Linked DNA regions of Homo sapiens: regions 1 and 2 are each linked to region 3. Evidence: read pairs that join two places in POLR2A ChIA-PET (ENCODE). Cell type or tissue: OCI-LY7. All regions are shown on one strand.

Evidence for each region. Peaks named below come from ENCODE experiments on the same cell type or tissue, not always from the same donor. Only the 100,000 strongest peaks of a DNase experiment are listed, where the experiment ranks them.
Region 1: POLR2A ChIA-PET joins it to region 3 with 5 read pairs; 7 of 35 experiments call an interaction of 5 or more read pairs at or near these places.
Region 2: POLR2A ChIA-PET joins it to region 3 with 5 read pairs; 3 of 35 experiments call an interaction of 5 or more read pairs at or near these places.

The regions. Positions count from the first base shown.
Region 1 is chr3:47,196,384-47,204,383 of GRCh38, reverse strand. The region is part of intron 2 of KIF9-AS1 (KIF9 antisense RNA 1); the gene reads right to left. Among named protein-coding and RNA genes, the nearest start is that of KIF9-AS1, 36 kb to the right of the region's middle. RefSeq lists an enhancer at 6,448-6,948. In OCI-LY7, no CTCF peak of the experiment used is centred here; no DNase peak of the experiment used is centred here.
Region 2 is chr3:47,288,421-47,296,420 of GRCh38, reverse strand. All of the region lies in intron 1 of KLHL18 (kelch like family member 18), which reads right to left. Among named protein-coding and RNA genes, the nearest start is that of KLHL18, 9.5 kb to the right of the region's middle. RefSeq lists an enhancer at 4,612-4,721. In OCI-LY7, no CTCF peak of the experiment used is centred here; DNase peaks (open chromatin) are centred at 230 and 4,510; H3K4me3 peaks cover 1,694 bases; H3K27ac peaks cover 3,822 bases.
Region 3 is chr3:47,033,648-47,041,647 of GRCh38, reverse strand. SETD2 (SET domain containing 2, histone lysine methyltransferase) reads left to right here. Exons shown (of 21, transcript NM_014159.7): 18 at 3,871-3,982. Among named protein-coding and RNA genes, the nearest start is that of NBEAL2, 58 kb to the right of the region's middle. RefSeq lists a silencer at 100-309. In OCI-LY7, no CTCF peak of the experiment used is centred here; a DNase peak (open chromatin) is centred at 3,577; H3K27ac peaks cover 1,305 bases.

The DNA.
Region 1 (8,000 bases), 160 kb before region 3:
CTTGAGCCCAGGAGCTTGAGGCTGCAGTAAGCTGTGATCATGTTACTGCATTGCTGCCTGAGCAACAAGCCAGACCCTGTCTCAAAAATAAAATAAAAACAACAACAAAACCCACAAAAAACCTACACAGATAATACAGAAATTATTATTATTGTTATTATTATTATTATTTTGAAATGGAGTCTCTCTCTCTCTCTCTGTTGCCCAGGCTGGAGTGCAGTGGCATGATCTCAGCTCACTGCAACCTTTGCCTCCTGGGGCTCAAGGGATCCTCCCACCTCAGCCTCCTGAGTAGCTGGGACTACAGGCACACACCACCATGCTTGGCTAATTTTTGTATTCTTTGTAGAGACAGGGTCTCCCTATGCTGCCCAGGCTGGTCTCCAATTCCCAGACTCAAGGGATCCTCCTGCTTCAGTCTCCCAAAGTTCTGGGATTACAGACGTGAGCCACAGTGCCCAGCCTAGAAGTTATTTTTGTTGTTTTTGTTTGTTTGTTTTTTGAGACGGAGTCTCACTCTGTCATCCAGGCTGGAGTACAGTGGCACGATCTCGGCTCACCACAATCTCCGTCTCCTGGGTTCAAGTGATTTGCCTGCCTCAGCCTCCCGAGTAACTGGAATTACAGGTGCACTCCACGACACTTGGTAATTTTTTATATTTTTGGTAGAGACGGGGTTTCACCATGTTGACCAGGCTGGTCTCAAACTCCTGACCTCAAGTGATCCGCCCACCTCGGCCTCCCAAAGTGCTGCGATTACAGGTGTGAGCCACCCCACCAGCCTAGAAGTTATTTTGATAAAATGCAGAATATTTGGTTTTGAGGCCAGTTACCAAAATGGTAAAGAAAAACCTCTTGTAGTGCAATTGTATGGGAATTGCCCTACTAAATGGGAAGCCCATTTAGATAACCTGGAAGTCAAACTTAACATTAAAAAAAAAAAAAAAAAAAAAAAGAGGGTGGGCCTGGCGTAGTGGCTTACGCCTGTAATCCCAGCTGTTAGGGAGGCCGAGGCTGGCAGATCACCTGAGGTCAGGAGTTTGAGACCAGCCTGGCCAACAGGGTGAAACCCATCTCTACTAAAAATACAAAAATTAGTCGGGCGTGGTGGTGGGTGCCTGTGATCCCAGCTACTCCGGAGGCTAAGGCAGGAGAATTGCTTGATCCCAGGAGGCAGAGGTTGCAGTGAGCCGAGATGGCACCATTGCACTCCAGCCTGGGCAACAAGAGCGAGACTTTGTCAAAAAAAAAAAAAAAAAAAAAAAAGAGGGTGCTCACATTAATCAGACCCAGGATGAGTGTGTCTAGGGTTATAAATGTATATTAAATCATAAAGGAATGTAAATAAGAAAACTAGTATCTTGAGCAGTGGGATATATGGCTCTTAGTAACAGCATGGGAAGTTTTTTGGTTATGTGGAACAATTTAGATATATCAAGAAAAGCCTAGAACACAGAATCAAGTTATACTGGAGGAAAACATTGCCTATTTAGACCTTCAAGACAAATGTTTTAGTATTAGCCATCACAGTAGGGGTAGAAAAAGTTACACAAAAAGTTCACAAAAAGGTTGAAGGAGAGAGTTAACTCAGCTAAGCAAAAAGATATACCTTTTTATGGAAAAAAGGAACAGAAGACAATGATGTATGTAACCTGTCAATCATATGTAGTGAGGCATAGAAAAAGCTGAATTTTTTAGATATAAATCTGGTAAGTTTTAAACAGAAACAGATTTTTTTTTTCTTTTGAGACAGGGTCTCACTCCGTCATCCAGGTTACGTGTTGAAATCACTGCTTACTGCAGCCTTCACCTCACTGCAGCCTCGACCTCCTGGGGCTCAAGCAATCCTCCCATCTCAGCCTCCCAAGTACCTGAGACCACAGGTGTGTGCCACCACGCCTAGCTATTTTTTCTTTTGCTTTTCTTTTTTTTTGGGAAACAACAACAACAACAACAAAAGCCACCATGTTACCCAGGCTAGTCTTGAACTCCTGAGCTCAAGCAATCCTCCTGCCTCAGCCTCTCAAAGTGCTTAGGTTATAGACGTGAACCACCGCGCCTGGCATCATTTTGTTTCTTATTGTCAGTTTAGAAAAATTTGTTGGATCTGAATATCAGCAGTTTTGTGTTTTGTAGTTGTTCTGTTTGTTCTTTTTGTTCCAAATTTAATTAATATTTTAACCTATTGAGAGAAAGAAATATGCACATTGTGAAATTCTAAAACTCTCTGCCTAAGAGATGTATGGGAGCCAAGGGAACCAGTAGAAAGGGATGCGTTCATATCACAGGGATCGAAGGAGGAGGAGCAGTTGGAGGCAAAAGGGAGAAAACCTCCAAAGTCTTTTTCAATTTAGAAATAGTTTTCTTTATTTTTCTTTTTTGTTTGCCTCAGTTTCATCATCTGTAAGAAATAATTTTAAATATATTTACCTTTTGAATGGGGCAAATTTTTTTTTAGAATGTATCTTAAAAGCTTTTAGGTGTTATTGGAATTAAGTCTCCCATTCTATTTGGTTCTATAACCAGCTTTTCTAATTATGCGTGCAAATAAATTATTTTAGGCACATTCAAAAGATCCCCATTTTGGCCATTGCTGTTTTATAACCAATCTGGGTTAGGTAAGTAGAAGGACCCATAAACATTATTCATAAAACCTAGCTGGCGCATCTTCAGTTTTAGAGGACCCCTTTTCCATCCTGGTTGTTTTGAATGAAACAAGCTATGTAGTGGAGCAAGAGCACGCTCATGCAATTGAAAAAGGAGGAAGCTAAGGAAAAGTTGTCTCACACCAAAACCCCAGTGAGACAATTTACAGAGGTCCCATTTTATCCTAGCCTAGAATTCAACAGAAACTCTTGCCTTGAATTCACAGCAGTAACTCTGATTCTGAGAGAGTCATTGTACCTCCTAGCCAAGGAGGAAACTAGCTTCAATAAACCAGGACCTCAACTAATTAGCCAGGCATGGTGGTATGCACCTGTGGTCCCCAGCTACACAGGAGACTAAGGAAGAAGGATCTCTGGAGCCTAGGAGGCAGAGGTTGCAGTGAGCTGAGATCACACCATTGCACTCCAGCCTGGACAGCATAGTGAAACCCTGTCTGAAAACAAAACAAAACAAACAGAACTTTGACGAAGACACGAAGTTCATTGAATTTTTTTTTTTTTTTTTTTGGAAACAGGATCTTGCCCTGTTGCTCAGACTGGAATACAGTGGCTCCATCACAGCTCATGGCAGCCTTGACCTTCCGGCCTCAAGAGATCCTCCCAAGTAGCTGGGACTAGAGGCCCATGCCACTAAACTCAGCTTTTTTTTTTTTTTTAGACGGAGTCTCGCTCTGTCCCCAGGCTGGAGTGCAGTGGTGCGGTCTTGGCTCACTGCAACCTCCGCCTCCTGGGTTCAAGCAATTCTCCTGCTTCAGCCTCCCGAGTAGCTGGGATTACAGGCACGCACCACCATGCCCCGCTAATTTTTGTATTTTTAGTAGAGATGGGGTTTCGCCATGTTGGCCAGGCTGGTCTTGAACTCCTGACCTCATGATCCGCCCGCCTCAGCCTCCCAAAGTGTTGGGATTACAGACGTGAGCCACTGTGCCTGGCCCCACTCAGCTAATTTTTGTACGTTTTGTAGAGACGGAGTTTCACTATGTTGCCCAGGCTGGTCTTGAACTGCTGGGGTCAAGTGAGCTGACTGCCTCAGCCTCCCAAAGTGCTGGAATTACAAGCATGAGCCACTGTGCCCAGCCTGATTTTGGTAGAAACTCACCTGTAGCCCAGCAGGGCATCCAAGTTCGGGAACACAGTGGATTTGTTGCCCGTACATGCACAAAGGCTGGAAGCTGCTTTTGGTCTAGGGAGGTCACTCTGAAATCCTGCCACCTATGTCATTTTGCCAACCAAAATTAAGGTTGCTGAGGCAGAAATAATTTGATAAAGGTTATTGGAAGCCAAATGTGAGGATAAACCTAGGAAGATAAATAAACAAAGTTGGACGTGTTCTAAACTGTTATAAATTGGAATGGGTTTTTTTGTTTTATTTTGAAACAGTCTCTATCGCTGAGGCTGGAGTGCAGTGGTGCGATCTTGGCTCACTGCAACCTCCACCTCCTGGATTCAAGTGATTCTCCTGCCTCAGCCTCCTGAGTAGCTGGGATTATAGGCTCCCACCACCACGCCAGGCTAATTGTTTTGTATTCTTAGTAGAGACGGGGTTTCACCATGTTGGCCAGGCTAGTCTCAAACTCCTGACCTCAAGTGATCCACCTGCCTTGGCCTCCCAAAGTGCTAGGATTACAGAGGTGAGCCACCACGCCTGGCCTGGAATTTTTTTTTTTTTTTTTTTTTGAGAAGGAATTTCCCTCTGTCGCTCAGGCTGGAGTGCAGTGCAGTGGCGCCATCTCGGCTCACTGCAAGCTCCACCTCCCGGGTTCACGCCATTCTCTTGCCTCAGCCTCCCGAGTAGCTAGGACTACAGGCGCAAGCCAGACACTACGCCTGGCTAATTTTTTTTGTATTTTCAGTAGAGACGGGGTTTCGCTGTGTTAGCCAGGATGGTCTTGATATCCTGACCTCGTGATCCGCCCGCCTAGGCCTCCCAAAGTGCCTGGCCTGGAATGTTTTTATAAGAAATTTTAGGAGAAGCGATGGGGACTCCATATCAGAGCCCCCTCTCTCTCTCTTTTTTTTTTTTGAGACGGAGTTTCGCTCTTGTCACTCAGGCTGGAGTGCAATGGCACTATCTCGGCTCACTGCAGCCTCTGCCTCCCGGGTTCAAGTGATTGTCCTCCCTCAGCCTCCCGAGTAGTTGAGATTACAAGCATGCACCACCACGCCCAGCTAATTTTTTTTTTTTTTTTTTAAGAGGGAGTCTTTCTGTGTGCCTAGGCTGGAGTGCAGTGGCGCCATCTCGGCTCACTGCAAGCTCCGCCTCCCCGGTTCACGCTATCTCCTGCCTCAGCCTCCCGAATGGCTGGGACTACAGGCGCCCGCCACCACGCCCGGCTAATTTTTTTGTATTTTTAGTAGAGATGAAGTTTCACTGTATTAGCCAGGATGGTGTCAATCTCCTGACCTTGTGATTCGCCCGCCTCGGCCTCCCAAAGTTCTGGGATTACAGGCACTGTAAAATTGCCCAGCAATTTTTTTATATTATTAGTAGACACGGGGTTTCACCGTGTTGGCCGGGCTAGTCTCGAACTCCTGACCTCAGGTGATCCACCTGCCTTGGCCTCCCAAAGTGCTGGGATTATAGGCGTGAGCCAACGCGCCCAGCATTTTTTTTTTTTTTTTAGAGACAGGGTCTTGCTCTGTCACCCAGGCTTGAGTGCAGTGGAAAATCATAGCTTGCTCTAACCTCACGGTTCTGGGATCAAGCGATCCACCTGCCTCAGCCTCCCAAGTAGTGGGAGTACCGGTGTATGCCACCACGCCTGGCTAATTTTTTTTTTTTTCGAGATGGAGTTTCACTCTTGTTACCCAGGCTGGAGTGCAATGGCGCTATCTCAGCTCACCGCAACCTTCGCCTCCCAGGTTCAAGCAATTCTCCTGCCTCAGCCTGCCGAGTAGCTGGAATTACAGGCATGCACCACCACGCCCAGCTAATTTTGTATTTTTAGTAGAGACGGGGTTCTTCCATGTTGAGGCTCGTCTCGAACTCCTGACCTCAGATGATCCGCCTGCTTCAGCCTCCCAAAGTGCTGGGATTACAGGCGTGAGCCACTGCGCCCGGCCAGGCTAATTATTTTTGTACAGACAGGGCCTCACTATGTTGCCTAGGCACAGCATTATTTTTAATTCTTCTCTAAAAATTCTACGCTTATCCCAAAGCCTTGGGATTACAGGCGTGAACCACCACACCAGGCAGAGTTATCTTTGTCTTTTTCCACTAGAGGGTATAATATAGAGGGTCAATCATTGGCTACAGATTACAACATATAGGCTAAAATGTTTTACATATAAGATAATCAGTAAAACTTCATGATTTAGAAAGAAATTAGTGTCTTTTTCAGTCTCAGTAGATACATATTAATTAGTATGTCAACAGTTTGAGGAACTCACATTAAGGCTGAGGAACTCAGGTTAAGAGAGAAGGTTCTTGGCCAGGCGTGGTGGCTCAAGCCTTTAATCCGAGCACTTTGGGAGGCTGAGGTGGGCAGATCACCTGAGGTCAGGAGTTCAAGACCAGCCTGACCAACATGGAGAAACCCCATCTCTACTAAAAATACAAAAAATTAGCTGGACGTGGTGGCACATGCCTGTAATCCCAGCTACTTGGGAGGCTGAGGCAGGAGAATTGCTTGAACCCGGGAGGCGGAGGTTGTGGTGAGCTGAGATGACGCCATTGTACTCCAGCCTGGGCAACAAGAGCAAAACTCTGCCTCAAAAAAAAAAAAAAAGGTAATTTTTTCTTTTTTTTTTTTTTTGAAATGGAGTCTCAGTCTGTCGCCCAGGCTGGAGTGCAGTGGCGCGATCTCAGCTCACCGCAAGATCAGGCGTGAGCCACCGTGCCCTGCCTGTTTTGTTTTGTCTTTTTGAGACGGGGTCTCGCTCTGTTATGCCCCAGGCTGGAGGAGTGCAGTGGCTCACTGCAGCCTTGAACTCCCCCGGCTCAAGCAATCCTCCCACTTCAGCCTACCAAGTAGCTGGGACTACAGATGGCACCACCACAACCACAAAATTTTTGAATTTTGTGTAGAGATGGGGTTTCACCGTGTTGCCCAGGCTGGTCTTAAACTCCTGGGCTTAAGTGATCTGCCTGCCTCAGCCTCTCAGAGTGCTGGGATTACAGGCATGCCAAGATTTTTTATTAAGGGACAGAATGTAAGCCAAGAATCCTAAGACCTTTTCTAGGCAGGTTAATTTGGAAGCCTGCCAAATGTGACCTGTAGATTATCAGTAGTTTTGTTTGTTTGTTTTTGTTTTTTTAGAGACAGGGCCTTGCTCTATCACCCAGGCTGGAATACAGTGGCACGACTGATCATAGCTCCCTGCAGTCTTGATCTCCTGGGCTCAGCGATCCTACTGTCACAGCCTCCTGAATAGCTAGGATTACAGCCACTTGCCATCACACTTGGCTAATTTATCTTTTTATTTTTGTAGAGGTGAGGTCTCACTAGGTTACCCAGACTGGAGTAATAAATTTTGAAATCAGGAATGTGAGTGCTGGTCAGTTGATTTTTGATTAAGGTGCTAAATCGGCTGGGTGCAGTGGCTCATGCCTGTAATCCCAGCACTTTGGGAGGCTGAGGTGGGCGGATCACTTGAGGTCAGGGGTTCAAGACCAGCCTGGCCAACATGGTGAAACCCCATCTCTACTAAAAATACAATAATTAGCCGGGCATGGTGGCGGGTGCCTGTAATCCCAGCTACTCGGGAGGCTGAGGCGAAGAATTGCTTGAACCCAGGAGGCGGAGGTTGCAGTGAGCCGAGATCGCACCACTACACTCTAGCCTGGGCGACAAGGTGACACTCTGTCTCAAATGAACAAACAAACAAAACAAAACAAAACCACTTCTATAAGAAAACATGGGAGAAAATATCTTGTGACTTTGAGTTGGGCAAAGAGTTCTTAGATACGACATCAAAAACATCATCCGCTGGGCGCGGTGGCTCATGCCTGTAATCCTAGCACTTCAGGAGGCTGAAGCAGCAGATTGCCTGAGCTCAGGAGTTCGAGACCAGCTTGGGCAACATAGTGAGATTTTTGCATTTTTAGTAGAGACTGGGTTTCACCATGTTGGCCAAGTTGGTCTCAAACTCCTTACCTCATGATCCACCTGCCTCAGCCTCCCAAAGTGCTGGGATTGGCGAGGGGGGCCAACGCGCCTGGCCAAAAAATGATTTTAAAATTAGCTAGGTGGCCGGGCGCGATGTCTCACGCCTGTAATCCCAGCACTTTGGGACGCCAAGGCGGGCGGATCACAAGGTCAAGAGATCGAAACCATCCTGGCCAAAATGGTGAAACCCTGTCTCTACTAAAAAAACAAAAAATTAGCTGGGCGT
Region 2 (8,000 bases), 250 kb before region 3:
CAAGCACAGGTAAATGCACTTATATAGTATGTTGACTGAAGAAGCATCTCAAACATAAGGTCAGGGGTTAGTTAAGGTAATTCAGTAAATACTTTTAAGTGCTTGAAACATGCTAAGAACTATACTAGGTAAGAGATGGCTCACGATTCAGGAGTTCAACATCTAGAGGGGAACAAAAACACTCGAACCATCTACATCCTGCTCAGACCAGTAAGGGGAGTAGGACCAATGTGTGGCGGCAATGCTTCTCAAACTTTAATGTGCACAGGATGTAAGAAGCACCAGATTCTAGTTCAGTAGGTCTGGGGCGGGACCTGAAATTCTGCACTTCGAACAGGCCCCCACCCAGGTGATGCTGACGCTATTAGTCCAATGACAACACTAAGTAATGAGGGGTTAAGGTGCAGTGGAAGAGGGGGAGATGAACTACACCTGGAGGGATATGAGAAGACTGTCTTCAGAGAGATGGGACTTCACACAACCCCCCACTGTGATAGGACAGAGCACAAGAAAGAGGGCATGGGTCCCTTTGAGAAAAGAAAACTTTGAAGGGGCCGGGCACAGTGGCTACACAGCACTTTGTGAGGCCGAGGTGGGAGGATTGCCTGAGGCCAGGAGTTCGAGACCAGCCTGGGCAACAAAGCAAGACCCTGTATCTACCAAAAAAAAAAAATTTTTTTTTAAATTAACTGAGTGTGGTGGCAACACACCTGTAGTTCCAGCTACTCAGAAAGCTGAGGTGGGAAGATCACTTGAGCCCAGGAATTCGAGGTTACAATGAACTATGATTGCACCACTGCACCAGCCTGGGCAAGAGCAAGACCCTGAAGAAAGAAAAAAGAAAAGAGGAGAAAGAGAAAGGGAAAGGGAAAGCAAGGGAAGAAAGAAAAAGGAAAGAAAGCAAAGGAAGAAAATATGGAAGAAAGCTTGAAGCATGGATACGGCTCTGCTTGGCAGATGTGAGCAGATACTCCAAGCCAAAGGAACACTAGAGCAAAGGCCCAGAGGAGGGGGAACACAGTCATGGAGAGATGGCCAGCTGATGCAAGAGGACACTGTGGGAAAGCAGGGTAGAATAGCAGAGAGGGGCCACATCTGCAGGACTCTGAATATCAAGAATACAGCTGGCAGTCTTAGAGAAGTCAACCAGAATGGCTGTCAACAACAGAACATGCTTAAGCTTCTCCCTCTGACGTCTGAGACAGCAGTGACTGGTGGATTTCTATGAGCAGCTTAGAATAATCAGAGATTCAGTTAAATCAGCAGTCCTTTCCTAAATCCTACAGAAAACTAGCCACCACCTGCTGCTCCTGCATTCCCATTACCCCTCAGATATCGTGATTACTTAAAATGCTAAGCCATATACACGGAAAACACAAGCTTTCTCAAACATGAGGTAGAGGCACGTTTTACAACCACCAAGAGCTGAGCAGCTCTGCTCGACTCACGGCTCCGCTGACAAGTTTCTAACCTCTGATTGTCACTGTGTGCAGAACAGAATTTCCTTCAAGAACAAGTCAGAATTAGTCTTCTGGCTCCGGCCATTATCATCATCTCTCCTAAACCGAAGGGGAAAGTGCAAGCAAAACGCAGTGCTGTCTTCATGAACCATGGAATATGCATCCTAACTTTCTATTACCTTAGGTATACCTCTAACACCCTGCCCTGATTTTTTATTCATAAATACATAATTATTGATTGGTTTCATTCATTCATTCACAACGTATTTACTGAGCCATACCATACACATGCAAGGAACTGTGCTGGGCTGGGTGGCTACTTCTCTGACCTCGTGTCCTTCCACTTTTCTCCTTGGTCACTCTGCCCTTATCATTCTGGCTTCTTGCTGTTTCCCCAAAACACCAAGTGTGCTCCTGCCTCAGGGCTCCGTGCTTACTGTTCCCTCTGCCTTCAGATATCCTCATGGATTGCTCCCTCACTTCATTTAGATCTCTATTAAGAGAGGCTGGCTCCTGCTTTACTTTTCTTCATGGCACTGGTCACCACTGGACATCTTCCATCTGTTTATTGTCTGCTACTCCACTAGGATGTAAGCTCATACTCAAAAAGGCTTGGCCTACTCTGCTCACTGCTGCACCCTCAGCACCTAGAACAGTACTTGGCACATGGAAGGTGCTGACATACCTGCTGAGCACCCTGCTGAATGAAAACGAAATGAGAAGCCACTCAGAGCAGAATAAGATCAGAATTAAGCCTGGGGAAAAACAATCTGTTAGTAGCTCATTCCCTACAATGAAATCTGTTTTTCCCTAGAAAAACAATCTGTTAGTAGGCTCATTCACTAGAAGGTCGGTAAGAATTCTCTCAACATGCTAGTAAAGTTAAAGAAATCCTGGGTTAGGTAAAAGATGAAGAGGATCTCAATTAGGACAGTGGTTTACTGAGCAGCTATTATGTAGATACCTCAGTAAATAATTCAGTCACAGCCCTGCTCTTGTGGAGTTACAACACTATAAATAGTTATGTAATTACTATTGTAATAAGTGTCACAAAATACACATAAGAGAGGATGAGCCAAAGACAATCCCAGAGTTTCAACTGTGCACGACTAGATGGATTGTGTGCCCCCCTAACACAGAGGAAACAAAAGATGGGCAAGGGTGTTCACTTTAGACATAATGAGTATGAGGACCCACAGGACAAATGGGGTAGAATTATAGGTTTGAAAGCTATTTGTAATTTGCAGATGATGCCAACACACCTTTACTTGGAAGACATGTTAGCACGGCTTGTTTTGCTGGTCCTCAAAATAGCTCTGTCAAGGTTACACGACATTTACAGCTTACAAACCAACCCAAGAAAAATAAGCTCACAACACATCTGCATCTCCTAAATATGTACCTCTTAGAAGGCAATTCCTTTTAAGTGACCATTTGAAGTGCAGCTACAGGGCTGAACTAATACAATTTGACTCTTAACAGCTGAGGCACCAAGTACAAAAATAAAGAGTAGGAAAGATTACTCCTTAGCATCAGATGTTTCTAATCATTGGGTTTCAATAGAAAGACAAATTGTTTTTAGTGTCTACAGTCACAAAGCACTATAAGCAATCTCTCTTGCCCACCTGGTAACAAGTCTTCTTGAGCTAATTATCTTTTGAAAATTGGATTAAATATAAATAACATACAGTTTACCATTTTAACCATGTTCAAGTGTACAGTTCTGTGGCATTAAGTACATTCTACAACCATCACCACTATCTGTCTCCAGAATTCTTCATCTTCCCAAACTGAAACTATACCCATTAAACAGTAACTCTCCATTCCCCCTCCTCCCGGCCCCTGGCAACCATCATTCCACTTTCTGTCTTCATGAATTTGACTATTCTAGGTAGTTCATATAAGTGGAATCACACAACATTTGTCCTTTTGTAACTGGCTTATTTCACTTAGTGTAATGTCTTCAAGGTTCACCCATGTTGCAGCAGAATTTTCTTCTTTTTAAAGGCTGAGTAATATTTCACTGTATGTATATACTTTTTTTTTTTTTTTTTTTGAGACAGGGTCTCGCTGTTGCCCAGGCTGAAGTGCAGTGGTATAATCATGGCTCACTGCAGCCTTGACCTCCCGGGGCTCAGGTGATTCTCGCACCTCAGCCTCCCAAGTAGCTGGAACTACAAGTGCATACCACCACGCCTGGCTAATTTTTGTATTTTTTGTAAAGACAAGGTTTTGACATGTGGCCCAGGCTGGTCTCAAACTCCTGGGTTCATGCCATCTGCCTGCCTTGGCCTCCCAAAGTGCTGGGATTATAGGCATCAGCCACTGTGTCCAGCCATATACCATATTTTGTTTATCCATTCACCCAGTGGTAGACCCTTGGGTTGCTTCCACCTTTTGGCTATTGTGAATAATGCTGCTGTGAACATTGGTGTACAAGTATCTATCTGTTCTTGAGCTTATTTTTTGAAAGCTTTTTTTTTTTTGAGATGGAGTTTCACTTTTGTTGCCTAGGCTGGAGTGCAATGGCACGATCTCGGCTCACTGCAACCTCTGCCTCCTGGGTTCAAGCAATTCTCCCGCCTCAGCCTCCCGAGTAGCTGGGACTACAGGCATGCGACACCACGCCTGGCTAATTTTATATTTTTAGTAGAGATGGGGTTTCACCATGTTGGTCAGGCTGGTCTCGAACTCCTGACCTCAGGTGATCCACCCACCCTGGCCTCCCAAAGTGCTGGGATTACAGGCGTGAAAAGCATTTTTGTGTTCTGATCAGCTATTCAGAACACTCTGCCCACATATACCATTATATTGGGTCATATTTGAACTACAGTTCACCTATTTTGCCTGCCAAAAGCCCAAGCTCTGACCTTTACCTTCAAGGCCCTGAACACAGACTGTCTGTTTCACTGGAACGTAAGAGCCATCAGGGTCTCTGGCCTGCCATTCTGCCAGCAGCTAAGCATCCTCAGCTTCAACTGAGACAGAATGGGAGCATGGTGTCTTTAGTTAAGACTTTGGAAACATTCTGCTTCAAGTTCCAGCAGAGCGTGAAGGCTTTACAAATGAGATGCTAAATTTAACAGTAACTTCTATGTTACTTACTCACTTACTAATCAGTATAGTCCCATGATCACCTGTAGTAAGCTGGGAAAATTTTTTTCACTTCCGGTTCATTTGTATTCTTTAACAAGAAATGCTTCAATTCCTAAATACTGTGTTGAAACTACAGAAGTATATGCTAGAGCAATAAATAATAAAAATAAAACCTACTTCAAAAGCCTTAGAGGCCCTATCAGTATATAACAGGTCAGTAAACTATAGGCAACGGATTCAGCTCATGCTTCTTTTGTAAAGTTTCACTGGAACACAGCCACACCCATTCATTTATACATTGTGTATAGCTGCTTTTGCACTATAGCATCAGAGTTAAGTAGCTGCAACTGAAACTATATTACCCACGAATCCTTAAGTATTTACTATCTGGCCCTTTACAGAAAATGCTTGTTAACTCTTAGTTCACGCACCTTGGTTCACCCACTTTTGTCCCCAATTGGAAAAAAGTGGTGATGTAATCAGCTGCTTGGATGTTCTTCCTAAGGTCTTCCTAAGCTAACCACAGGCCAGCTGGCTGGTTCCATGCCAAAGAGGCAATGACAGTGCCAATACTCAACAAGTTCGAAAGTAGAAAGGTAGCTGCCATGCTTGTAATTTGGGAAGGGCTAGGAACACACATTTAGAAAAACAATGTGGTCTCATCTTCCATCAACTAGCCTACAAGCTAAACCAAGTGGGGCTAAGGGGCAAACAATGGAGTCTCATGTACAGAATAATAAAGGAACCGTCTGCAGTTAAGAAACATCCCCAAGCACAGGCTTCTTAAATGTACCTGGCGAGCCAGTCAGCCAGCCAGCAAGCTCCAGAAGCCTTAGGGTGAACATGATGAATGTTGCTTGACTGGTAACGGATAGTCCAGGCTGTACCTCCAACTCTCTTTCCCCACCCACATGTCAGGCAGCATCAAGCTCTCTAATTCACCTAATTGGTGTCCAAATTTAACAGCATTATTCACAACATAACTTGAACAAGGAGATTAAAACTGAATTTTTGATAGGAAATTTGTATAACAAGTGCTGTGCCCCTCAAGGAGCATGTTCTTCCTCTCAGTTCTTATTGCTCATTAGAAAGAGACAAGGCTGGGCCAGGTGTGGTGGTTCATGCCTGTAATCCCAGCACTTGGGGAGGTGGAAGCAGGAGGATCGCTTGAGCCCAGGAGTTTGAGACCAGCCTAGACCACAAGGTGAGGCCCCATCTCTCAAAAAATAAACAAAATTAGCCAGGCGTGGTGGCATACACCTGTGGTCCCAGCTACTTGGGAGGCTGAGGTGGGAGGATGGCTTGAGCCAGGGATTTCGACGCTGCAGTGGGCTGTGATCCACCACTGTACTCCAGCCTGGGCAAGAGATGAGACCCTGTCTCAAGGAAAAAAAAAAAGAGGGAGACAAAGCTAACTACACAGAGAGAGATAAACCTAACTACATGAAAAATGTCAGTAGAAAACCCTGGGAATGAGCAATATTCAGAAGCACAAGTTTTCCAATACAATGTCATTTCAAAATCAGAGTCAAGAATTCATATGTCTAAAAGACTAGTAGAAAAAGCCTGCATCTTCTCTCCTGAAATAAAATGTTGGTGTGGCATCTGGACATTCACATCTTTGCCCTCTGTGCTCAAGAATGACACTAAGGATGCTTTGTTCCCTACTATGCTTCATACCATCAGCAGGGCAGGTGAATAATCTGACAGGATGTAAAAGCATGGCTTCCACCAATAAACAGCTGTGTTAGATCTCAGCTGATACAGCTTTGTGCCATGGGCAAATCCCTTAATAGCTCTAAGCCTCAGGGTTTTTTACATCTGTAAAATGATGGCTTAAAAATGTTTTTATTTGTATAAATTTAGGGGTACAAGGGCAGTTTTGATACATGGATATATTGCATAGTGGTGAAGTCTGGGCTTTTAGTGTAACCATCATCCAAATAATGTACATTGTACCCAGTAATTTCTCATCCCTCATCCCACTCCAGTCTCCATTCATTCCACACTCTATGTCCATGCATTCACATGTAAAATGATAGCTTTGATAGGGAACCTCTACAATTCTCTTTTTTCTTTTTTTGAGACAGAGTCACGCTATTGCCAGGCTGCAGTGCAGTCGTTCAACTATGGCTCACACTGCAGCCTTGACCTCCTGGGCTCAAGCAATCCTCCCACCTCACTTCCCAAAGTGCTGAGATTACAGATGTGAGCCACCGTACCCAGCCTACAGCTCCTTTTAATATGATTATTCTAGCTCTATAATTAACCCTGTGTAACTCACTGTACTATATACACAACATAAAAATGGTATGCATCAACAAGCCCTTACTTCATTTCCTCATATCCTTCTCCACCTACTCTTTCATCACAAAGCCAGTGGTGACAACAAATTAGGCAAGATTCCAGATTCAAATGTGTAGCTCTTGAAGCCAATTTCGTGAAAACTGTGTGCCTACATTTAGTGGGTAACACAAGGAAATATTCTAATACTGTACCTTTCACCCATGGAAAAAACATTTCCTTCTGAGGGCTAAATTATCAGAGCCAGGTTCGAAACCTCAGCAGGGGCCTTGGGAAAATGCTGAGAAGACTAATGCCAGCAGATCTTTCAGGAACCATTTATCAGCGGTTGCAAAATAAAGGGTGTGTGTCTATATAGGGAGCTCCTCTCTCCTTTAAGCTTATGGCCCTGTGAATAATACTCAGGTTTGGTGACCTCATTATGCTGTCACTCAAAAAGAAAATAAATGTGTGAGATAAAGGGAGAGCAGAAATATATGAATTTCAATGCCTTACAGAAGCATAGGGGAAAAAATAAATATATAAAATCTGGCTCCAAATCTCATGAATAAGAAGAAAAACTCATTAAACCTAGCAAGTGTGCCCAACTGGCTAGACCCAGATGAATCAGACAATGCTTCCTGAGCCTTGGGCTCCTGGCAGCCCAGAGCAAAGGACACGAAACTCAACGCTGGGAAGAAGGGATGAGAGCGTCCATGGACACAAATCTCTCTACCTAGGCCAAGCCTTATGCCAACAAGTCTTGCACTACAATCCTCATAACTTTTAAGATAAAATGATTTGCCAAGGAAAAGGACCATGGGCTTTTTCTCATAACAGGTTCAAGCCATGGGAGATACAGAATGTGATTTTTTTTAAATGAATATGTTACTCTTTTCTGTCATGCCTCTATCTCACTATCCGACAGGCTTCCAGTGAATTTAAATTTCAAATATTTTCCAAAAGGAAATTAAGCCTAGGTTCAAGTGTTGGCAGTTAATTTTGAGAATGTGGCATGCCTGCTAATATTTATTTTCACGTTCTCCCTAAAATTCAGGAAGATAGAAAAGATGACACGCCATTAAGGATGAATACAGTAGACCTGAGGTAGATTAATTCACGTGGTAGCAGCTGAAATCAGTTCATTTACCGTCAGTGACA
Region 3 (8,000 bases):
TGTGTGTGTGTATATATACACCCATCTATATAATCTTACGTAAATTGTTAAGATAGATGTTTTTGTAGTCTGCTTTATTTACTAATCTATTTCATAGAGCTTTATCAATTAACATAGAACTATGGAATTTTTTCTTTAAAATTTTTTTTTTCTTTTTTTTGTAGAGACAGAGTCTTTCTTTGTTGCCCAGACTGATCTGCACGAACTCCTGGCTTCAAGCGATCCTCCCACCTAAGCCTCCCAAAATGCTGGGATGACAGGCGTGAGGCACCACACCCAGCTACAACTGTTAGTTTTAGTAATTGTTTATACTTTGCTGCAGGGCTGGCAAACTATGCCCACAGGCCACTTGTTTTGGCAAATAAAGTTTTATTGGAGCACAACCATGCACATTTGCTTACAAATTGTCTATGGTTGCTTTCACACTACAATGACAGAGTAGTTGTGATAGAAACCATTTGGCCCACAGGTCAAAATATTTATCATCTAATCATTTACAGAGAAAGTTTGCCAACCCCTGCTCTATTGTATAGCTATATCAAATTGTATTTAACTCACTCTCATTGATAGGTCTTCACTATTTTATATCTAACTATAACCTTGGGCATCCTTAGGGACACTAATCTTACTACTTCTTCGAGAGGGTACTTAGAAGTGGAATTGTTGGGCAAAACAGGTACACATTTTAAATTGAGAAATATTGTCAGCTTACCATTAAACAATAGTTTGTATCAATTTGGACTCTCACAAAAAGAAGTATGTATAAGTTCCTTTTAGCCATGTACAGCAGCTCATGCCTATAATCCTAATGCTTTGGGAGGCTGGGGCAGGAGGATCGCTTGAGGCCAGGAGTTTGAGACCAGCTTGGGCACCATAGTGAAACCCCATCTCTACAAAAAATACAAAATTAGCTTGGCATGGTGGTGTGCACCTGTAGTCACAACTAGTTGGGAGGCTGAGGCGAGAGGATCACTTGAGACAGGAGGTCAGATCTGTAGTGAGCCATGATTGCGCCACTGCATTCCGGCCTGGGTGACAGAGCAAGACCTTGTCTCCAAAAAAAAAAAAAAAAAAAAAATCCTTTTCCCTCATGTCATCTATTTTAACCTTGCAAGTCTAACAGGTGGGAAATATTTTTATTTTCAGTTATTTTACTATTGAGATGGGATGTCTTCATTCGATTGTTGGTCATTTGTATCTTTTGTGAGTTACTTGTGTGGGCCATCTACCCATTTTCTGTCCAGTGTTAGATTTCTTTATCAAGAGTTTTGTTTCTGATATCTTGTGACATAAAGAAGCTTAAAATTTTCATATATTTTCCCTTTCTGCTTAGAAGGGCCTTCCTTACTCGCATTAAAATGCTTCTATAGGCTGGGTGCAGTGGCTCACACCTGTAATCCCAGCACTTTGGGAGGCCAAGATGGGCAGATCACCTGATTTCAGGAGTTCAAGACCAGCCTGGCCAACATGATGAAACCCCGTCTCTACTCCAGATACAAAAATTAGTTGGGCTTGGTGGCAGGTGCCTGTAATCCTTCCTACTTGGGAAGCCGAGAGGCGGGAGAATTACTTGAACCCTGGAGGCAGAGGTTGCAGTTAGCTGAGATCGCGCTACTGCACTCCAGCCTGGGTGACAGAGTGAGACTCTATCTCAAAAAACAAAAAGGCTTTTATAAAATGAGTCCTCATTATGTTGCTAATTGAATGTGTAATGATTTTAAAAACCACGTGTGGTTTAACCAGAACTTTTTTTTTTTTTTTTTGAGACAGAGTTTTCACTTTTGTTGCCCACGCTGGAGTGCAGTGGCGTGATCTCGGCTCACTGCAACCTCTGCCTCCAGGGTTCAAGTAATTCTCCTGCCTCTCAGCTTCCTGACTAGCAGGGATTACAGGCACCTGCCACCATGCCCAACTAATTTTTTTTTTTTTTTTTTTTGTATTTTCGGTAGAGACAGGGTTTAACCGTGTTGGCCAGGCTGGTCTCAAACTCCTGACCTCAGGTGATCCACCTGCCTCGGCCTCCCAAAGTGCTGGGATTACAGGTGTGAGCCACCACACCTGGCCAGAACTTTGTTTTTTAACACCAAAACAAATTTTAAATATTCTATCAATCTTCCAAAAATAAAAAAAGTTTGGGCCGGACATGGTGGCTTACGCCTGTAGTCCCAGCACTTTGGGAGGCTGAGGTGGGCGGATCATGAGGTCAGGAGTTTGAAACCAGCCTGACCAACATGGTGAAACCTCACCTATACTAAAAATACAAAAATTAGCTGGGCGTGGTGACACGCACCTGTAATCCCAGCTACTCAGGAGGCTGAGGCAGGAGAATCACTTGAACCCAGGAGGCAGAGGTTGCAGTGAGCTGAGATCACGCCATTGCACTCCAGCCTGGGTCACAGAGCGAGACTCCATATCAGAATAAAAAAAAAAAAAAGTTTGTATTTCTTATTTATATGTGTACCTTTCCCATCTTTTCTAGGTTTTCTTTATCTGGTAGCTAAGAACAGACATGTATATATTTGTTCAGTTTCTATAATAACATCCTTAGCTGCTTGTGGTTCTTTTATTATGGTAGAAATCTTGAGCCTTTTAAAATAAATGAGTTCCATAGGTCAGAGGTAAGCCTATTTTTACAATAGTCTATATATATGTATATACACTGATTTATATCAAGTGTCTTTAATGTTGTTATGTTGTTGACTGAAGATTGATGTGGTGGTAAAGCAGAAGACTGTAGTGACAAGACTGACCTGCCAGATTTGTTAGATCCTTTGAGGCTTTTGACATTTTAAGTCACTGTCCTCATAACATTCTCTGTTACAGCTGGCTTCAGACTCCTGAACGTGAATATCCTTACTTCCACTTTTTATCCTACAGATCTTTTTTAAAAAAGAAAAATCTTTGCTTGCTTATTTTCAAAATGACTGTAAACATTTAAAGGGTTAACATGGCCGAAACCTTCTTTTTGCAGTCGGTCGGGAATATTTTTAGCAGAGGGTACAAGTTTTTGTTTTTTTTTTTGTTTGTTTTTTAAGACAGAGTTTCACTCTTGTTGCCCAGGCTGGAGTGCAATGGCACGATCTTGGCTCACTGCAACCTCCGCCTCCCAGGTTGAAGTTATTCTACTGACTCAGCCTCCTGAGTAGCTGGGATTACAGGCGCCCGCCACCACGACTGGCAAATTTTTTGTATTTATAGTAGAGATGGGGTTTCACCGTGTTGGCCAGGCTGGTCTCGAACTCCTGACCTCAGGTGATCCACCTGCCTCAGCCTCCCAAAGTGCTGGGAGTACAGGCATGAGCCACCATGCCTGGCCAGGGGTACAAGTTTTTAACCTGTACGTATTTTTCTTGTCAGTCATTAAACCAGAGGGGCAGAACTATTAAAAAGAAAACTCCTAAAGCAAGGGATAATTTTCTCACGTGGTCAAGGACTGTGAGAGGTGTTACATGATTTATTTTGCTCCATTTATATGCTAGGTACAGTCACTGTTTACCTCTTCATCTACAGAGGGGTGACATAGGCAGGGACCTATTTCCTGTACATTTTAGGCTTTGCCCAGTCTTATTTGCATGACATTAAGAGTCAGGTGAGAGACAGACAGGATGTTTGGGTTTACTGCTCTCTTTGACACCCAGTCAGTGTTGCCACATCATTGCCCACAGAAATACAGTCATTGAAGAGGGGCATATCTCTGTGCTAGAATCATTGCTGTTAGGAAGATAGAAAAAGTTTGTCTTTAACTCATGGAGCTGACTTATTCTATGTCTTATTGTATGTTGTATTTTATGTATGTATGAGCAGTGATGTTTATGTCAGGATTCTCTGTTTCCTAGCCCTGACAGCATGGCTGTTTTTGTCTCTTTCTAGGCAGACTCAGTGGGATCCTCCTACTTGGGAAAGCCCAGGAGATGATGCCAGCCTTGAGCATGAAGCTGAGATGGACCTGGGAACTCCAACATATGATGAAAACCCCATGAAGGTGAGTGTGGCTTACACATGTATTTCCTGATCATTTGGGAGTCCGTCCAAGACCATCCCGCATGGTCTTGGGATTCTTTTTTCTTTATTCTGAAAAATAAGTGAGTGACTATGCATGTATCAAGGTGTAGAGATGAAGTCAGGGAGAAAGAATGGCCTTTTTACATATACACCATGGAATACTATGCAGCCATAAAAAATGATGAGTTCATGTCCTTTGTAGGGACATGGATGAAACTGGAAATCATCATTCTCAGCAAACTATCGCAAGGACAAAAAACCAAACACCGCACGTTCTCACTCATAGGTGGGAATTGAACAACGAGAACACATGGACACAGGAAGGGGAACATCACACTCTGGGGACTGTTGTGGGGTGGGGGGGAGGGGGGAGGGATAGCATTAGGAGATATACCTAATGCTAAATGACGAGTTAATGGGTGCAGTACACCAACATGGCACATGTATACATATGTAACAAACCTGCACGTTGTGCACATCTACCCTAAAACTTAAAGTATAATAATAATAAAATAAAAAAATATAAAAAATAATCCCATTACAACCCTGAATCCCTTTTCAAAAAAAAAAAAAAAAAAAAAAAAAAGAATGGCCTTTTTTAGACATTGAGAGACTCAGATGCATACTAACTACTTACTCATTTGAGGGAGATATATGGCCAAGAATTGTGATGGGTGTTCAAAACACCCATTACTATGATCGCTTCAGGGCCTCTCTTGTTCTCTTTGCCTTTTTTTTTTAAATGAGACGGAGTCTCACTCTGTTGCCCGGGCTGGAGTGCAGTGGTACAATCTCGGCTCACTGTAACCTCTGCCTCCTGGGTTCAAGCAATTCTCCTGCCTTAGCCTCCCGAGTAGCTGGGACTACAGATGTGCACTCCACGCCCGGCTAATTTTTGTATTTGTAGTAGAGACAGGGTTTCACCATGTTGGCCAGGCTGGTTTTGAACTCCTGACCACAGGTGATCTGCCTGCCTTGGCCTCCTGAAGTGCTGGGATTATAGATGTGAGCCACCACGCCCGGCCTCTCTTTGCATTCTGTTGTTAGTGCCCATAACATATGCTTTCGTGATTGGTCTGTTCAAAACCAATAGGAGGGGTGGGTTTTGTTGTTGTGTTTTTTGTTTTTTTTGGTGTGATCTTGGCTCACTGCAACCTCTGCCTCCTGGGCTTCAGCAGTTCTCATGTCTCAACCACCCAAGTAGCTGGGATTATAGGTGTGCGCCACCATGCCTGGCTAATGTTTGTATTTTTAGTAGAGATGAGGTTTTATCGTGTTGCCCAGGCTGGCCTTGAACTCCTGACCTCAAGCAATCTGGCTGCTTCAGCCTCCCAAAGTGTTGGGATTACAGGCATGAGCCACCACAGCTGACCGTATGAAGTGTCTTGAATGAAATCAGATATCATATTTTTATGTTCTAAAACCTGACTAATATTTTTTTAATTTTGAAAAGAATTAAGTACTTCAGTGGTTAAATTATTGGGAATAGGTGGAAGAAGGAAGAGGGAAGAAAAGGAGCTGGAGTGAGAAGGGATTAAAGTAGAAATGAATTCATTCTTGTTTATATTTTATTCACTTTTGGAGGAAATATTTTCCTCTTTTCACATGTGTTTGGCATTTGCAAAAAGATACACACTTACGTTCAATCCATGTGGAGTTTGCTAAATTTCAAATGAATCACATAAATCACTTAGCCACTTCACTCCAGCTGTTGTGCTGTCTTGTTTTCCTGAATCATTTAGGAATATGCCCAAGACTGCTAGGCACTTGACATTTAAATTATATGTAAGCTTAAATACAAACAAAAATCACAACTCCCATTTCCAGACTTCTGTACTGTGTTAGTTATATCTTTTGAAAAATAAACAAAGGGATTAAGATAAGATCTGGTGCAGCAATACAGCTGAGTTCTGGGGCCAAGTTTATAAAGCATGTTGGAGGCCTTACCCTTCTTAAAAGCCCAAGTTCATGGGCACCGTAACTATTAATCTTGATTCAGTCTTTTGGTCTAGTATATGCATATTAAATTAGGCCTTTCAAAGCGAATGAGGAATGGGCATGAAGTTCACTGTTGCTTATTTAATGCTCAAGGAATTGCCTTTCTTATATGAAGACCTGTGTTAGGAAATCCAGGTCATCAAACTAGCCAAGCACAAAGTAGGAGCTGAGAAGTAGGGGCCAAGTAAAAGGGCAGCTTATGTGCCATGCTACACAATTAGACGTTCATTCTCTGGCTAGCTGGTGAGAAAGGGAAACCTTTAAAGTGATTTGATCAGTAACATTTGCCTTTTACAAGGCTCTCTGCTGGAGATGGACTGGAGGGGTTGACCATGGAGCTGGCGCCTTCACAATGAGCTTATTGTAGTAGTTAGGTCTGCTCAGCACCCAAGAGCACCAGGCACCACCTGTTAAAAATGCAGAGTCTCACTCCCTGTCCCAGACCTGCTAGATCAGAATCTGAAGTGATACAAGGTCCCAAGGTAATTACACATTCAAGTCTAAATAATTGGCAGTATTGTCTGTGATCAACTGTAAGAGAAGTATGATCATAAAACCTTACTATATCCAACCACCCAGAGTGAGTATATTTGTCAGGTTATGTTTGATCTTTACTCCTCTGTTACCATAGGTGCATGTGTGCCTGGGGAGTAGGCTCTTGAAAGTATTATATCCAAAAGGCAATGCCTGAATTATAATCTACTAGCTTGGAACTTTGGATCTCTAAATACACATTTTAAATACACACAGATCTGAACTTCATCTCACTCTTTCACATTTTGGTTATTTATCAGACATTTGAGTTCCTATTCAGCACAAATGCCATGCCCAGACCTGGGGGTACAAAAACAGTATAAGGCAAGGCTATTGCTCCCAGGGGTCATAGGAAGGTAAGGTTTGAAAATGTACGGTATTATATGTTAAGTGGTAAACTGAGGGATTTATTTATTTTGTCATTTGATTTGCTTTGCTTTGTTTTTAGAGGCAGGGTCTCCCTCACTCTGTAGCCCAGGCTGGAGTACAGTGGTGCAAGCATAGCTTACCGTAACCTCGAACTCTCAGGCTCAAGTAATCCTTTCGTCTCAGCCTCCTGAGTGGCTAGGACTATAGGTACATGCCACCATGCCTGGCTAATTGTTAAAAATTGTTGTAGAGACAACAAACAAGGACTTTAGAGGCCTGCAAAAGAAAATATAGTCTATCCTAGGAAGGAAAAGAGCACTAAACTAAATCTAACACTTAATTCACAATTAATTCTGATATATTGATATGCTCATGTGTGTTGGGGGAGGTACATGTATAAAAACGAAAGGGAACGGGAGATTATAAAGAGAAAACATTCCTCCTAATACTAGCTCTTAACTGCCTCGGGGGGTTATAGAGTAGTAGTTCCAATGGAGATTCAAAGGTATCAGCTTCACTCAGTTGTTAGAGAAGATTGGAGAGGCACTTTTATTCTTTTCTGCCATTGTATGTATACATAAATAAATCCGCAAATAATAATGAGAGTGCAGAAAGAATTAAGCTGCCAAATGTATTTCCTGTTGTGAACAAATAAAGGTAGAGGTCTTCTCTCCCAAAAAGAATAATCATAGGCTAGGCACGGCAGCCTACTTTGGGAGGCTGAGGTGGCCCGATCACTTGAGGCCAGGAGTTCAAGACTAGCCTAGCCAACATGGTGAAACCCTGTGGCTCAAGCCTGTAATCCTAGCACTTTGGGAGGCCCAGGCAGGTGGATCACCTGAGGTCAGGAGTTTGAGACCAGCCTGGCCAACATGGTGAAACACTGTCTCTACTAAAAATAGAAAAATTAGCTGGGCATGGTGGCACATGCCTGAGCACATGGTAATCCCAGCTGCTTGAAAGGCTGAGGCAAGAGAATCGCTTGAACCCGGGAGACGGGGGTTGCAGTGAGCCAAGATTGCACCACTGCACTCCAACCTGGACAACAAGAGCGAGACTCTGTCTCAAAAAAAAAAAAAAAAAAAAAAAAAATCAAA